Linked DNA regions of Mus musculus: region 2 is linked to region 1. Evidence: chromatin loops called from intact Hi-C (ENCODE). Cell type or tissue: heart. All regions are shown on one strand. Each heading gives the region's core, and the rest is flanking DNA. Links, peaks and the distances in the headings are about the cores only.

Evidence for each region. Peaks named below come from ENCODE experiments on the same cell type or tissue, not always from the same donor. Only the 100,000 strongest peaks of a DNase experiment are listed, where the experiment ranks them.
Region 2: it touches region 1 in a loop (2.9-fold over the local background); 1 of 42 quality-filtered maps calls a loop at or near these places.

The regions. Positions count from the first base shown.
Region 1 is chr10:58,444,557-58,450,555 of GRCm38, forward strand. Ranbp2 (RAN binding protein 2) reads left to right here and starts at 2,296. Exons shown (of 29, transcript NM_011240.3): 1 at 2,296-2,495. The coding sequence starts at 2,424. In heart, for the core only: a CTCF peak has its summit at 2,569; a DNase peak (open chromatin) is centred at 2,255; H3K4me3 peaks cover 2,734 bases; H3K27ac peaks cover 2,271 bases.
Region 2 is chr10:58,256,050-58,262,048 of GRCm38, forward strand. It overlaps Gcc2 (GRIP and coiled-coil domain containing 2), which reads left to right. Exons shown (of 23, transcript NM_027375.2): 3 at 771-855; 4 at 2,192-2,259. Among named protein-coding and RNA genes, the nearest start is that of Gcc2, 3.5 kb to the left of the region's middle. In heart, for the core only: a CTCF peak has its summit at 2,664 (motif pointing right); no DNase peak of the experiment used is centred there.

The DNA of each region.
Region 1 (5,999 bases), core at 990-4,989:
CAGTTGGATCTCATGGAGGTATTTCCTCAACTGAAGCTCCTTTCTCTGTGATAACTCCAGCTTGTGTCAGGTTGACACAAAACTAGCCAGTACACTCACCCATTGCCCCAGAGTCAGCAGGAAGTAGCTAAAGAATATGACATCCTACTCCTGACCCACCATCATCTCTAATTTCTCTTTTCAATTAAACCAAAATGGAGGAATGTTAGCATATCTTCTAGGCTTCATCCAACAGTTACCTGGCAATGGCCAGGTACAAGCCAGGAGTCAGGCATGTAAGGAATGTTCAAGCTTCTCTCTCTCTCTCTCTCTCTCTCTCTCTCTCTCTCTCTCTCTCTCTCTCTCTCTCTCCTCTCTTTATTTCCTCTTTCTCTCCATCTATGCTCTCTCTTCCTACATGTCCCCGGCCTGTCTCTTCCCTTCTTTCTCTCTTCCTCTCTTTCTTTTTCTGTCCTTCACTGTCTTCTTCTTTTCTCTGACTTTATTCTCTTCTCCAGACTCTGCTCCCTTCCAGGCCTCAAGTAAACTTCCTTTTATATACTAGGACTGTCCTATGGTTGACACCTCAGCGGGACCCCTCAACATGGGCTCACTAAGACACCCTCTCCTGCCACATCATACTGTGTTTATAAAGCACACAGCCTGGGAACACAGATTTAGGTTACCTCAAGCCCCATCACCCAACATGAAAAAGTTTTATAGAATAAAGAAAGTCATATAAATAAAGGTAAGCTTAACATATATCCTGATATATGAGAGATGTAGTAACAGTAAGGCGGAGAAGCTTTTTATAGTCCTATGACACTGCTGACATTTTGGGCTGTTTGCTGGTAGAAGCTGGTAGTCTGCTAAGTTAATAGATTCCAATGATTTTTAATCTATAGTTTACAGAATGTTAGTTCTGACACAGAGGTGAGCAAGATGCTGTTCTGGGACTAACCTAGTCCAAGGTAAGTGTATGCAAGGGCAAGGGGCACAGTAAAGAGACTGAAACGGCCACTCTTTGGGTAGACAAGGTAAAGTTTATTCCAAACAACAAAGGTTGTCTCTCTCAGGAAAAGCTGAGAGAAGGGAGATGGGGGAATATGTATCTGGGGAGGAGGGAAGCAAAGAGCCAGGATGCTGGCAAGGGGGCTTTGAATTGTATAACAAGTACTTGTAAGTATGGACTGGGGAGCCTGGGGGCTAGCGCAGAGCTGTAAATCCATTTCTGCCAGAGGTAAGGGAAATTACTCCTTTGGTAGATAGGAAACAGTTTCACAAGTTACTAAGGAATGCAGGCTTTTCCTAACCACTAGAAATCCTCCACAGTCCAGACTGAGTCTAAGTTAGATCCAATTTTGGAGTCAGTGGCATTTTTGGGGGATGGGTGGGGTACCCTTTGTATCTGACAATAAGGTATTTAACATCTGGAACTGCACCACTCTAACCTCTCCACTGCGGTTTTGATCAGTCTTTGCAGACAAAGGTTCTTTTCAGCAGTTGTCGTTTACGACAGTTTATTCACAATCTTGAGACTATTACTTAAAACTTTGTGTGTGTGTGTGTGTGTGTGTGTACATGAGGACGTGTGTGTGTGGGTTCTACGGGGGTCAGAACCCGGATTTAGATAGATGCCCTGGAACCGGCTGCTGAGAACTGAACTTCGGTCCTTCAGAGGACCAACAAGCACTCTTAACTGCGGAGCCATCTCTCTAGCACGAAGAGATTATTACTTTTAATATTCTAATATAATCTGTTCTGCTCATTGTTAAGTCACAAAACAGGCCCCTGAAGGCAATTGTTGCTGACAGCGTCCTAACGGCCGCCTCGATTCTTACCCAAACAGAAACCTAAAGTCATCATTTCTTAAAACCTCGTGAAGCCTGTTTCTGTTTGCCAGGAAAGCCACCACTTCCTCCTCTGCCCCTAACCGTCAACTACCCCGTGAGGTGCATCTCATCACGTAACGCTAATATTTCCACTCCGATTTATCTAAGCATAAAGACACTGTTCAACCAATATTAACCTTTATTCTGCTGAAACCGGAGGCAATGACGACGTTTGTCTCTTTAGAAGGAAATCAAGTGTTGACCAGATGCAGCACCCGAAAAGGTCGGATTTATTAGGGCACTGCCATTTTAGGTCCGCTTTGTGACGTAGCACCAGTGAAATCTATAAAGCCTTTCCCGGGGAAAGGGAGTTCGTCTCGATCGTTTGCGAAACGGTCACGTGGTCTGGAGCGCGGGCGTGGCGGGGTGACAGCGAGCAGGCGCTCCAGGCCGCAGCGCGGCGCACAGTGATGACGCGCGCCGCACGCCCTGTGCCCATCCGTTCGCGACGGAGCTGCGTCACCGGTGTTCGGCGCTCACCTCCTGGAGCCCGCAGTCGCTGTAGGCCCCAGGGCTGGTCTGCCGCTCCTGGGGAGCCTGGTCCGCGGCGCGATGAGGCGTAGCAAGGCCGACGTGGAGCGGTACATCGCCTCGGTGCAGGGCTCCGCCCCGTCGCCCCGAGAGGTAAGCGGGTCTGGTCCGGTGGCGGTGGCGCCGGTGTCATGGCTCCCGGCGGCCTCGGCTCCCCGCTGGAGTGGAGGCGGTCGCGGGCGGCGTGGCGCTGCTGAGCACCGGAGGCGTGGGGACTGCGGCCGCCAGCGTTTCCTCTTCATGGCTATCCGCGGGCCCACTCGGGCCTGGCTTCTTCGGCCTCCGCTCCGTAGGCCGTCGTGGGGCGCTCTGCGGGGTTCGCCCGCCCGCCCGCCCGGCGTCGTCGGTCTCCCGGATAGCTAGGCCCTGTCACGGCTGCCGTGTCTCGGGGGGAGGCTGACACCGCGCGGCGGTGGGCTTGCACGGTTGTGTGGGTGGCTCCACGGACGAAGCAGGGCGGGAAGGAAGGGCGCGTCAGCATAAACGACACGGAAGGCCCATAATTTAAGTCTTCTAGTGCTGTGCCCCGCTTCCCCAAACCCCTTTTGGAGGCTGCTAGTCGGAATTCCTTCTAGGCGGTAGTTGCAATACCTTAACATTTCTAACGTTATTTCGCAACGTGTTTTGTGTGTGTGTGTGTGTGTGTGTGTGTTTAAGATCATTAACGTTGTGTTTATTTTGGGTTCTTAAAGAGTGTTGGCCGGTGGAGAGAGATGTACAGAGGCTCTACAGTCAGTTATTTTTTGGGCGGGGGAGGGGTGTGTTGAACAATCAAGTTCTACCATTGGTAAACTAACTTGGTACAGTATAGACTCTTCATCAGTAAACGGCATTTTGACCTTGTTAGTGTTATTTAGTGTTACCGAGGATGATTCGTGTTAACATTTAGGGCAGACTTTGAGATACAAAGAGTCAGAGGGCTTCAATTTTTGTTTACAAACGCCCAATTCAGTTGTGTATATATATATATATATATATATATATATATATATATATTTTACATTCTGTCTCTGAGGGTTTTATGGTCATCTATATAAACCAAAGTTCATGAACATACAAGTCAAATGGCATAATTTTTGTTGTTGTTGTTGTTGTTACTTAAAGTCTCTTCTTTAGATGGCTTCTGCAGGTTAAATAATCCAGTCCAGCAAATCTACAACCCCTCCCCCAAAGCGATTTTAAAAGTCTCAAGTTCATTTAGTGCTGGTATGCCCAAAGTGGGAAATTTTACACCCAGTTTCCTCTGATGGATCAAAATCAGAATGCCATGGTACAAGAGTTATATGAAAGTGCTTTTGGGTTTCTGTCTATAAGGTGTACATTTTAGATAAATGTGTTTATATTAGATTTAGGATTTGTTACCAGGATATCTAACATGCTTGAAGATATTTAAAAATCTAAAAAAACAAGACCCTGAAATCTAAAAATGCCAAGCATTTCAGATAAAGCATACTAAAGTATCTAATACTATTGTATTAATTGTATGTAAATGTGTAAATGGTTGTTAAATTATGTTAGGAACCATTTCAAAGTCTCTACATATTCAAATATGACTTTTGAGTTGTTTTTCTTTGTTTTGAGACAGAGTTTCTATTATGTTCTGGAACTCACTGTGTAGATCAGGCTGGCCTCAAACTCACAGAGATCCACCTGCCTCTTCTTCCCAAGTTCTGGGATTGAAGGTGTGTGCCACCACATCCTGCTACTATTTTTTTTTTAATATTTATCGAAGGTTGGTTGGGTTGGTTATATTGATTTGGATAGTATGACAACTATAAGACATTTTTTGTTTTAACTAGTTCCATTGTTCAATTTTTTTTTTTTTTTTTCTTTTTGGACAGGGTTTCTCTGTATAGCTCTGGCTGTCCTGGAACTCATTTTGTAGACCAGGCTGGCCTCAAACTCAGAAATCCGCCGCCTGCCTCTGCCTCTGCCTCCCAAGTGCTGGGATTAAACGTGTACGCCATCATGTCCAGCTCAGTCATAATTCTTATTTCCAATTTTTTTTGTATTTTTAAAAAAGATGATGCTAAACGCGTTCTATTAAGAAATAATGCCACAGGCCCTTCTTTTCTGTGTTCCTGGTGACCTCTTTTTCTATTTATGAATTTGGTTATTTTTTATTTTTCATTTGTAGAATCTTATATTTGTCCTGTTAGTATATTTTTAAGGTCATCCATGTTGTAGCAGGTGTTGGGAGAATTATTCCTTATTAATTCCTTATTATTATTACTACTATTAATCTTTTCTTTTAAAGGTTTTATTTGTATTTATATGAGTACACTGTAACTGTTTTCAGGCACACCAGAAGAGGGCATCAGATTCTATTACAGATGGTTGTGAGCCACCATGTGGTTGCTGGGAATTGAACTCAGGACCTCTGGAAGAGCAGTCTGTTTTCTTAACTGCTGAGCCATCTCTCCAGCCCCTATTGTTATTCTTTAAATAGTTTTTCAGATGGGGTTTCTGTGTGTAGCCCTGGCTATCCTGGAACTAACTTTGTAGATCTGGCTAGTTTGAATTCAAGAGAGCAGCCTGCTTCTTCTGCTATAGTGGCATTGAGTGCTGGGATTAAAGGCGTGTGCTACCACTGCCCAGCTTTTTTGTGGGGAGCGGTGAGTGGCTGAATATTTTAATATTATAAGATAATTTTTAAGATATTTATAAGTTAACATTATAAGATTATATATTACCTTAGGTATGCTACATGTGGTTATTCATTCACTGTTGATTGACACTTAGGTTGTTTATATCTTTTGCCTAATACATATAATGCAACAAACATTGATATAAAAACATTTGAGTGCTTGCTCACCAATGTTCTGCTTGATACTTAAGCTTAATACCTTACTACATTTTATTTTGGGAGCGTGTGTGTGTGTGTTTATGTATGTATATGTGTATGCTCACGTGTGTAGAAGTTAAAGGTAAGTTTGCTGCAGTTGGTTCTCTTCTGCCATGTGAGGCCTAGGGATGGGATTTAGGTCTTTAGGCTTAATGCCAGGTACATTTACTCACTGAAGCCACGTTGTCAGTCCTAATTATATTTAGTCTTTAAAAAAAATTTAAATTTATTTTTATGTGTGTAGGTGTACTGCCTACATGTATGTCTATGTATCTTTGTGTGTGCTTGTGCCTAAGGAGGCCAGAAGAATGTATCAGATCCCCTGCAGCCCCAGTTATCTTAAATATTATGTTCATATAGTTTACAAATTTATAGTAGCGATATATCTCCTCTACTTGTCCTAGTGAACTTGCAAAAGCACCTCTAGTCAGATATATACATTGATTGTATATTGTAATATTGTTTTTGAATAACTAAAGCTAATACTGAATTACAAGTTTGTCTGACTTAGCTAAAAATTGAAGGGGCTGGAGAGATGGCTTAGAGGCTAAGAGCACTTACTACTCTTGCAAAAGACACTGGTTTAGTTCTCAGGACCCACATGGTGGCTCATAATTTGAGTTCCAGGGGATACAACACTAATTTCTGACCTCCTCCAGCATCACACAGGTATGTGGTGTACACAACCTACATGCAGACAAGTAAATTGGATAAACAAACTGTTAAAAAAAATTGAAAGTAAATACAACTTG
Region 2 (5,999 bases), core at 944-4,943, 190 kb before region 1:
TAAATTTCCTGATGTGCGAGCAGTTTGTTTACTTCCTGCTCCTTGTTAGCACGATGCTGTATTTCAAACATTTAGCTAGTCTGTTTAATGAAAGTTTACACAGTGACACGAAGCCGAGGGGATTAGATAAGAGGCAGGAAGAAGCAAGGAACTATATCCTGTTGGCTCCAGCTCCAGAGTTGAGGGTGGAATAAGGTTGTTCTTACAGCACTGTGCAATGTTTTATGCTAAGTGATTCAGAAAGGTAGGGGCACAATTTATTACCAAAATGTAGTGTTTGAAGACTGATTTCTAGGCATTTGCTGAAGTAACAGATTCTTTCAGGTAAGCTTCCTGAAATACGTATCTTCCCTATTCTCATTCTGCAGATGAGGAAACGTTGTGCACAAAGATTAAGTAATTTTCAGTTAGTAAACCCTAATATTTTAGTTGAAGTCTAAATGTGACCCGATTCACCTGTGAATGTAGTTATGTTGTTAGCTTCCAACAGAATGAGTTCTACAGCTCGAGAAATCTTGAGTTCCAAGCCCTTCTTGTACAGCTAGAGAACTCAGTGTTCTCTGTAAGAGTTTTGTGCTGGGGTTTTGGTTTGATTTTCCATTCACCTAATTACTTTTAGTTATTGAAGTTACGTTTCTCAATTTAAAAAATGTGACTGGCTCAACTGTTTAGAGTGTCTCTCTTTGGTTTTCGGCAGACACTGTGTTTCTTTTGGTGGCCGTACTAAAAGCATGGGTTTTAAAACTCAATAATACGACTCCATCTTTCAGCTAGAAACGTTGCCCAGAGAAGATCTCATCAAGTTTGCCAAGAAGCAAATGATGCTCCTGCAGAAAGCCAAAGCAAGGTGTACAGGTACTGGGTTTAAATCAGAGCTTTTCAGTAGACCACCATGCCTAGCCCTGCAGTTGCCTTTGAATAAGTAAAGGAACAAATGAATTTTTAATTCAGTGTGTGTGTGCGCGCGTGTTTTGCCTATATGTATGTCTTTGTTAGAGTTTTGGATTCCCTGGAACTGTAGTTACAGTTGTGAGCCACCATGTGGGTTCTGGAAATTGAAGCCAGGTCCTCTGGAAGAGCAGCCAGTGTTCTTAACCACTGAGCCACCTCTCCACCCCAAGAGGAATATCTTTTTTTTTGAGGGGGGTGGGGGTGGGGGTTCGAGACAGGGTTTCTCTGTGTATCCCTGGCTGTCCTGGAACTCACTCTGTAAACCAGGCTGGCCTCGAACTCAGAAATCCGCCTGCCTCTGCCTCCCAAGTGCTGGAATTTAAAGGCGTGCACCACCACCATCCGGCTGGAATATCTTTTTAATAGTAAAATGAAACCCTTTTTTACTTCGTATGAGTTGTAAATTTTTCTAAATTAAATATGTCTTTTAGAGAAATCAGCTGAAATGTAAAAGGCACAAGGTGTAATCCTCCAGACATTCTGGGAAGTTGGAAGTATAGGCACATGCTGGAGTTGGTCGATGCCCCATTTAAGAACTCTTGAATTCTCATTAACTTAAAATTTTAAACGCCAAGGGTTTGTTCTTCTTGTTGTTTTCCTAACCAGAACAGATAGAGTTTATTTTTAGAAATTGAAACAGTTTGTACTCAAGTAATTTATTTGGGGAGATGACCTAAGCTTTGGAACTAGACCTGTATTGATGAAATAGATTAATACACGTGTTTGATAGAAATTTAGTTATTGCTTTGAGATTATACAGCAAATATTTACAACAAAAATAATAGAATGTATGGGACATGCTTCCAAGTTTTCAGGGTAGTTTGTCATAGGGGTGCACACACCTGGTTTCTGATTTTCTAGCGGCTAAGACAGAAGCATCCGTTGAGCCCAGGATTTCAACACCAGCTTGGGCAACATAGCAAGCCCTCTACGTCTATGTGGACGGATAAGGAAAGACAGGAAAGGAAGAAGACGTGAGTACAGCTTCAGATGAAGCGCAGGTACTCATGTGCACTAAAGCAGGGGAGTGGGAAGGTAGGCCGCTCTTCCAAAGGAAGTTGTTCATAGTAAGCGGGAGAAGAAAAACGACTGCTGCTGTTTGGATGGAGTTCCCATTTCTCTGAGTACTCACTTCTTAAATCCATTCTAATTTATAGGCTTGGGATTCTCAGCATGTACTTGTCAGTTTAGGAGTAATTATTTTCTTGATTTTTGACCTGGAATCTCTTTTATTATTTAGAATTAGACAAAGAAGTTGAAGAACTCAAATCAAAACCTGTTGATGGAGGAACTGATGATATTATTAAGGTAATGAGGCAATTTTTGTTTACTTATAGGAAATGCCCAGTAATAGATAAAATCTTTGTGAGGACTGTCTCCCTGCTGCAGACACTCTTGCTCTTCGTTTGATCTCCTCATCACTGGCCTTGGTTTAGCCTACTAGTTGTTTAACTCAGAGTGAAGGGGACATGACTCACTTCAAACAAAGAGTCGGCAGTCCTCCCTGACTGTCGTTAGTACTAAAGTACCTTTCCTGCTCTGATCTCCCTAGAAAACTTGGCCATATGTAGCACTTCCATCACATGCAGATAGATTTATACTTGGCTGCCGACCCACATTTGATAGCTTCCATTCTAGCCTCCTCAGGCAGTGTGGGGGATGGTAACACATTCCCTTTGTAATCTCAACTAACCTTGCCAGGTCCCTACCACTAGGTGTCATTATTAGTTTTTGTACCATTTAACTTTTGAGTTGCTTTCCTTCCTATTTCCTTTATCCTGCACCTGTAACAGTCACCACAGACCTGTTGCAGTTTCAGGAGATGGCTCCAGTGTGTCTCTCCATTCGCATGGCACTCCGGCTTCCTGAAGCCTCTGTTTCCTGTAAAGAATTGCTCTGGCTGCCCTTTAGATCTGTTGCAGTTCTGAAACTGGACTTTGACAGTGATCCTGTAAAGGTTTGCACTGTTTCCTTACACTGCACACCTCTTTGCTAGGCATCTTGGTCAAACTTACTGACTGGATTAACAGTTGGTTTTGATAGATTTGTCCCTACGGGTACCTAAGAATGATTGCACAGGAAATTTTAGAAACAAAAGAAATAATAGAAACAGGGTATCTGCCTTCTTCTGCCTCCTGAGTGCTGGGATTAAAGGCATACACCACCATTCTAGGCAAGCGTAAATTATTACGTACTTTTTTCTTTTTCCAATTTTTTATTAGGTATTTTCTTCATTTACATTTCAAATGTTATCCCCTATTACCCCCCCCCCCCCGCCAGCTCCTCTACCCACCCACTCCTACTTCTTGGCCCTGGCGTTCCCCTGTACCACCGGGGCATATAAAGTTTGCAAGACCAAGGGGCCTCTCTTCCCAATGATGGCCGACTAGGCCATCTTCTGCTACATATGCAGCTAGAGACACGAGCTCTGGGGGTACTGGTTAGTTCATATTGTTGTTCCACCTATAGTGTTGCAGACCCCTTCATCTCCTTGGGAACTTTCTCTAGCTCCTCCATTGGGGGCCCTGTGTTCCATCCAATAGCTGACTGTGAGCATCCACTTCTGTGTTTGCCAGGCACTGGCAAAGCCTTACAAGAGACAGCTATATCAGGGTCCTTTCAGCAAAATCTTGCTGGCGTATGCAATAGTGTCTGGGTTTGGGGGCTGATTATGGGATGAATCCCCGGGTGGGGCAGTCTCTGGATGGTCCATCCTTCTGTCTCAGCTCCAAACTTTGTTGTTTTCTACTTTTTTAAGGCTTGCTCTACTCTTTATTGAGAGCTATGACCTGCTGTAGAACTTTATATGCTGAGCAAAAGCACAAAAACATATGGAAAGTTTTAGTTTTGTTGAACAGAAAATTTTTCTTTTTTTAAAAAAAAAAGCGGTTTCTCTGTGTAGTTTTGGCTTTCCTAGAACTCTCTTTGTAGACCAGGCCTGTCTATAACTCAGAGATCCACCTGATCCAGAGTACTGGTATTAAAGGTATATGCTATGATACCAGGCAACAGAAGTTTTCTCAGTTTCACAGAAATTAGAAATGATTTCCAGAAGTATGGAAGTAGGAAGTCCTAAGGAGTCTTTGGTCTCCCAGTAATGTCAAGACAGACTGTCTTTGTTTCCTTGTTCTTATTTTTTCACCCTGGGTGATCAGGAGATTAGTTTTAGCTTTTCGGTATCAAAAACAATGGTTGTTTATAAAGATTAGAAGAGGCATTCTGCAGAGTATGCCACAGAACATCTTTGGAATGCTCATCAGGGATTTTCCTTTAGGACTGGCTATGGCTTTGCAGTTAAGAGTGCTTTCTGTACTTGCAGAGGACCCCAGGTGGGTTCCCAAGGACTACATGGTGGCTCACAACCATCTGTGTAACTCCAGTTCCTGTGCCTGGCCTCTACAGGCACCAGTCACACACATGGTACACATACATGCACGTAGGCAAACACTCATACACATGCAATAAAAATTAGGTTTTGTTGCGACTTTTAAATTATTTTAAAATGTTTCATACAATATATTGTGCTCATATTCTTTCCCTACCCCAACCCCAGGTCCTCCCAACTCTTCTGCTCTTCCTTACCCACCCAACTTCATGGTCTTTTCCTGTCTAAGAAAAAAAAAAAAAAAAACCTCAAATCATAACAAAACACGCAAAACACCATGGATTTTTAGATAGGTCAACTACTCTTGAGTGTGAGGCCTACCTTGTGGTTGATATACCCAGTGTTACTCTGTTGTAGAATGCTGATTTTCCTTCTCCCAGCAAGTACCAGCTCCAAGTATTTTATTAAGAGTATGCTCATAAAGGAGTTTTATCTAATTTTTCCTTTTTGAAGGTATGGTAAAATTCTGCATGGACTGTCTGGCCCTGGGTTTTTTGGATTAGGAGACTTTTTTTTTTAAGATTTATTTATTTATTATATATAAGTACACTGTAGCTGTCTTCAGACACACCAGAAGAGGGAGTCAGATCTTGTTACGGATGGTTGTGAGCTACCATGTGGTTGCTGGGATTTAAACTCAGGACCTTCAGAAGAGCAGTCGGTGCTCTTAACTGCTGAGCCATCTCACCAGCCCCGATTGAGAGACTTTTAATTATTCCTTCTGCTTTCTTTTACTAGGGGTCATGGTTTTGCTTAAATTGCTCATATGATCTTAGTTTAACTTTGGAAAGTCAGGCACTATTCTGCTGGGCCTGCCTTTAAAAGTGACTTGGTCCTTTTCCCTTGCAGCTTTCAATATCCTTTCTTTCTTCTGTGTGGTTAAGGCTGATCAATATGTATCATGCGGAAGTTTCTGGTCCTGCCTATTTGGTGTTCCTGATGGTACCTCCTTCTTTAAATTACAGAAGTTTTCTTCTATGACTTTGTTAAAAATATTTCCATGCCTTTGACCTTGTATCCCCACTATTTGTAGATATGGTCTATTCTGGATGCCTTGGGTTTTCCCAGATTTCACGTTTTCTTTGACTGAGCTATCCATTTTTTCTATCTTGTCTTCAGTATTTGAGATCTCTCTTCTATATCTTAACCTCTGTTAATGAGATTTACTGCTGAGAGCCTGCCTGGGCACTGGTTCTCTCTAGAAGGCAGCAGAGGAGGTCTGCTGAGGGCAAAACGTGGTTTTGCGAAAGTAAAAGTTGCTTAGTATGAATAATATTTCATCTCCTTCATTCTTCTGTTATTCTGGGGCCAGAAGTGGACAGCTTCAGACACATTAGCACCTGTTGGTTAACAACTGGGGGGTGGGAGAGTTTTAGGTAAAGGATTTATTGCTAGTGCTCCCTTCTCTGACCAGGCAGCCAGGAGCCCCTCACTGGCCAGTCTGGTTAACTCTTTGTGAACCAGAGAGGAGGAAGAAAAGGAAAATAGTTAAAAACCCATTACACAGGCAAATATACACAGACACGTACACACATTCACACTTTATTTCTTTTCTCTGTCCTTTTTTATATTCAAAAGTTCTCAGAAAATTACCTCATAGATAAAATGTTATATAAAATGGGAGTTACAAAAGGATCTCAATATTAAGTTTGAAGCAGTGTTT